Linked DNA regions of Homo sapiens: region 1 is linked to region 2. Evidence: read pairs that join two places in POLR2A ChIA-PET (ENCODE). Cell type or tissue: HepG2. All regions are shown on one strand.

What was found. Peaks named below come from ENCODE experiments on the same cell type or tissue, not always from the same donor. Only the 100,000 strongest peaks of a DNase experiment are listed, where the experiment ranks them.
Region 1: POLR2A ChIA-PET joins it to region 2 with 9 read pairs; 1 of 35 experiments calls an interaction of 5 or more read pairs at or near these places.

Annotation. Positions count from the first base shown.
Region 1 is chr3:188,745,277-188,747,776 of GRCh38, reverse strand. All of the region lies in intron 8 of LPP (LIM domain containing preferred translocation partner in lipoma), which reads right to left. Among named protein-coding and RNA genes, the nearest start is that of MIR28, 58 kb to the right of the region's middle. In HepG2, no CTCF peak of the experiment used is centred here; a DNase peak (open chromatin) is centred at 1,316.
Region 2 is chr3:188,838,265-188,840,764 of GRCh38, reverse strand. The region is part of intron 9 of LPP (LIM domain containing preferred translocation partner in lipoma); the gene reads right to left. Among named protein-coding and RNA genes, the nearest start is that of TPRG1-AS1, 110 kb to the left of the region's middle. In HepG2, no CTCF peak of the experiment used is centred here; DNase peaks (open chromatin) are centred at 284 and 1,284.

The sequences.
Region 1 (2,500 bases), 93 kb after region 2:
GCTGTCTGAGCGCTGAAGTGACGTCTAGGGAACAGTTATTAATACACATATGTGTGCACACAGTATGTGGAAATATGCAAGATTGAAAGTGATTAGTGTATTACTTTTAGGTAATACTTCCCACTGGGACTATGCTCCTGGAAAAATTCCTCTCTCTCTCTCCATAGAAGCTTGCACAGTCATCTGCTATCACTTACCAGAATGTTTGGGATAAAAATGGTGTCAATTTTAAGGAAACATGCTTCTCAAATTTCTTTGTTAACATTTGAATAAAACATTAGAAGGTTCTTACTTTTCTCCTCTCGTTTTTCATTCAGAGAATAAGCCCCTTCAGAATCTTACTTTGTGTGAGAGAGAAAATAGTCATCCTTCTTTGCTACCTCCAGACTAGCAGAATCACTGGGTTTTAAAGTAGAAAAGTTAAAATTCCATTCTAATAAAATCCACTGGCTCTCATTACTTCTCAGTTGCATGGCAATGCTTTATAATAAGAACACAGCAAGAAATCATATTTCTACCTGTAAGAGCTTATAGACCTGTGAGATCATCAGAGAGAGCCACAGAAGAAAGGCATGGAAAGCATTATAGGAAGGATTTGGTTGGGAATGAAGGTACACTTTCTGGACCAATGAAAGTTTTGCGAAATGGAACATTGCCTAGGAAGCCATGTACCTGAGCTGGCCACATTTTCTCTCTGTGACTCCCTTTTATAAAATAAATACACCGAATCAAGTGTTTTTCTAAGGACCGTCCTAGTCTTCAGTTTTTATTATGAGATAAATTTTATAGGATAAACACACAAACTAAATTTTGATGAAGGCAGATTGAGGGTAAGGAAAATCCACTCTGTGGTGGTTTCTGGGCAGCCCTTCAAGACTTCAAACTTATTGACACATTATAAAAGTTACAAAATGAAACAAATGAGAAAACTGGGCAATAGGTAATGTTTTATTTATGCCAGTAGAGTATTTCTGGGTGATTCCTCTTGTACTAATGTAGTTTCCATACTTAGATTATCACATTTAGTAAACATATATCCAAATCCCTAATAACTAGTGAGATAAGTCAAGAGCTTTCCCTTACTAAGGCTTATAGGGAGCTCCCAGAAACCATGTAAGTCCACAGAAACTGCATAAAAATGGATACGCTCAGTAACGGTTTCTTGCATCAGCTATGTGATTTTATTTGAAGTTCTGTCTTGGGCAAGAGATACCACACAGGGAGAGTGCAAAGTTGAAGGTCTTCAGCAAAAATTTGGACTGTAAACACAGCTTGGCATTATCAGCATTCTGTTAAGTTCAAAGAAGAGATAGTTACAACAAATACAGCTTGCTTTATTTCTGAAACAAAACTGTGCACATATTTGTGGCCATACTACTAATTAACCTGTAGATTGTTCCTTTCATCTATTCAGCGTGTTTTTCTGCCCCCTGTTACAACATGTTGAGGTTACTTTTCCCATATGGACTATATTTAAACAGTTCCCTTATAGGCATTAGAGAGAGAATGGTACAAATGATTAAGGGACTAGAGAAGCCGACTGTACAGAAAGATTAAAGAAACCATATATGTACATATTAGGAAGCTGACAGGTGACTAGGGAGTGCCATAATGATGGTCTATAAATATCTGAAAGGGGTAAACACTGAGGAATAATTTAGCCTGGTGCAAGTGGTACAACTCGGAGTGATGGTGTCTCTTAAAGAAAAGAGAAGATCATTATTAAAGAAAAAAACTTAGATGCGTAAGATGCTATCCATGCGATATGGGAAAAGGGGAACATGCAGGCTAGTTGTAAGTGCAACGGGATGAGAGTCAGAAGACATGGGTCGGCTCTACCATGTATAGCTGTGTAACCTCGGAAAGGGCATTTAACCACCACGGGCCTCAGTTCCCTCTTTTGGAAATTAGAGCGTGGAATAGAATTAGAGGCTTTCAAAGTATGCTCCAAAGAACTCCACAGTTTTGAGGATCCTGCTCTATTGATCCCCACCAACAGAGGAAGGAGAACGAAGGGGAGTGGTGATTGCCTGGAGCCCCTTAGTCTGTTTCATTTCTATCCCATCAGCTTCCTCAGAATAATTTCTGAGGGATTTATCAACTTAAAAAAGTTTGTAAAAAATTTACTGACTTAAAGTTTGAAAGATGTATTAGGGGTCAGCTTTAAATCCATTCCTATTCAAAAGACTTGAGGTAGAAGACTCATTGAGGTTGTTTTCACAAAAGGCTTACTGAGTGGTTAATTATGGGCCAACATAGCAGACAGAGCAGTAAGACAGAAGTGCTGTTGCCCTCATGGAACTCACATTCTAAGTGCAACTCTTAATATAGGATGTCGAAAATTCACAAATGAATACAGGAATGACTTATGTAACTTCCTGTAAGATTGAAAATAATTAACTCAATTTAACATTTACAGAGCACCTATCAATCTTTAATACTTGTGATAGATAATGTAGGGCATAAACATTAAAATAAACAGATATCAAGTGCTTACTAG
Region 2 (2,500 bases):
CATGTGTAAGATGAGGATAATAATAATGCTTGTGGCCAGGAGTTCAAAACCAGGCTGGGCAACATAATGAGATCCCATCTATATAAAATTAAAAAGAAATTAGTCAGATGAGGTGGCACATACCTGTGTTGCTAGTTACTTGAGAGGCTGAGGTGGAAGGATCACTTGAGCCCAGGATGTTAAGGCTGCAGTGATCCATGATTGCACCACTGCACTCCAGCCCGGGAAAGAGAGCAAGACTCTGTCTAAATAAATAAATAAAGTCCTTGTGTGGGGTTGACAGAGCTAAACAATATGGTAGAAGCCAAAGTCCAGCCCTCTACAAATGCACAAGATTCACCATTACAAAGGATGATGTAATGCCTTCCCTTATCCTTGGGAGTGTCAATATGGCTTCCTTTTGCATTTTCAGTATCTAGTCTCTAGGTCTAAGAGGAAGATGTAGTTGTATGTAGGTAAAACATAGCTTCCAGTGACCCCAAATTCTCTGTTGAATTCCCAGATACTGGTTTCTAAACGGAACAAAGATACAACAAAGATCTGAACATATTACTCCCTGACCTCATCAATAGCTGGAAAAAGAAAGAAAGAAATCGTGGGTTTCTTGGAAAAGGAAGGAATAGGAAAAAGAAGACTGAAGAAACCAAACCAAACCAAAACAAAACTATCTCCTTCTAGTGATACACCGTTGTGTCTTCTGAGTATTCTAGGAGGTAAGACTGGAATAATACCATTTACCCCAAATTAACTGGATTGATGCATTTTTATATCATATATGTAAAGCAGCAATTTATAATTTATTATTTGTGGATAATAAAACTAAAGTTTAAAAAGTTGAGCAACTTACTCTTTTTTAAATTTAATTTAATTTAATTTTATTTTATTTTTGAGACGGAGTCTCACTCTGTCGCCAGGCTGGAGTGCAGTGGAGTGATCTCGGCTCACTGCAACCTCCGACTCCCTGGTTCAAGGGATTCTCCTCCCTCAGCCTCCTGAGTAGCTGAGATTACAGGCGCCCACCACCATGCCCAGTTAATTTTTGTATTTTTTTTTTAATAGAGATGAGGTTTAACCATGTTGGCCAGGATGGTCTCGATCTCCTGACTTCGTAATCTGTCCGCCTCAGCCTCCCAAAGTGAAGCAACTTACTCTTAATGGGCTATGTAAGATTTAAGTAGTGAGGCTGGTTTTTGTACTCGGGCCTGTCTGACTCAATCCAATGGTCCGTCCCTGCGCCTTATCACCTTGCTGTTTACTCAAATGAACAACCCTGTTAGCAGATGTGTTAGCTCAGTCTTGCAATGATTACATTTACTGCTAGTCCTACAAGTGATGAGCAAAATGTTTGCTGAAGCCTTGGGGGCTCTAACTACAGAATAAACATCAGTTATCCTTGTTGACATCATAATGGAGCTGTGGGCCTTGAAATCTACCTAGAGTAATGATCGGCCCTTGCAGTAAGATTCCAGATATTTAGATAAGATTCTATTAAAACACCAATAAAATGTTTTCCCTGTTTATATGCTACACTGTAGGACAGTTTCAGAGTTAAAAGCAGCTTTGCGTAACTCAAATGCCTTTCCCTACTTGTAGGTGCAGTCAGGGTTCTCTCTTTCCTAGAGATGTTAGGTAAAAGAAGAAATACTATTTGGTGATTTTCATCAGGTGGTAAGAAGTGTGAAAGATAGCACTGCAAATTGTGATTCCTATACCCTGACTTCAACTTCTTCTTATTTTAAAAAATTTTACTTTTGAGATACATGTGCAGAATGTACAGGTTTGTTACATAGGTATACATGTGCCATGGTGGTTTGCTCCACCCATCAACCTGTCATCTAGGTTTTAAGATCCACATGCATTAGATATTTGTCCTAATCCTCTCCTTCTCCTTGCACCCGACCCCCACGACAGGCCCCACCCAGTATGTGATGTTCCCCTCCCTGTGTCCATGTGTTTTCATTGTTCAACTCTCACTTCTGAGTGAGAACATGTGGTGTTTGGTTTTCTGTTCCTGTGTTAGTTTGCTGAGGATGATGGCTTCTAGCTTCATCCATGTCCCTGAAAAGGACATGAACTCATCCCTTTTTATGGCTGCATAGTATTCCATGGCGTGTATGTGCCACATTTTCTTTATCCAGTCCTGACTTCAACTTCTAAAGTCTTATAAGAAATTACGCTTCAACTTTTCAAATGAGGAATGAAAATCAGAGTATGAAATGGAGCTGCACCTATCCTAAAGCTGTATATTTTCAGGGAGTAAAGTTTTTTCTAGAATATTTTGAGATAGAGGAGACAGTGAGGAACCAGGAGCTGGATAAGCCATACCTTTTTATAATAGACTCTGATTATGTCAAATGTTTAGGACCACCAAAGCCTTTGGGGAATCAACATGGGTTTAGGAGTTTCAAAAGGTGCATATGAGTCCCCCCATCATTTAGAAGCTAACTTTTGTGACAAAGTCCCTTATCCTCCTAGAATCTTTTTTTCATCCGTAAAATGT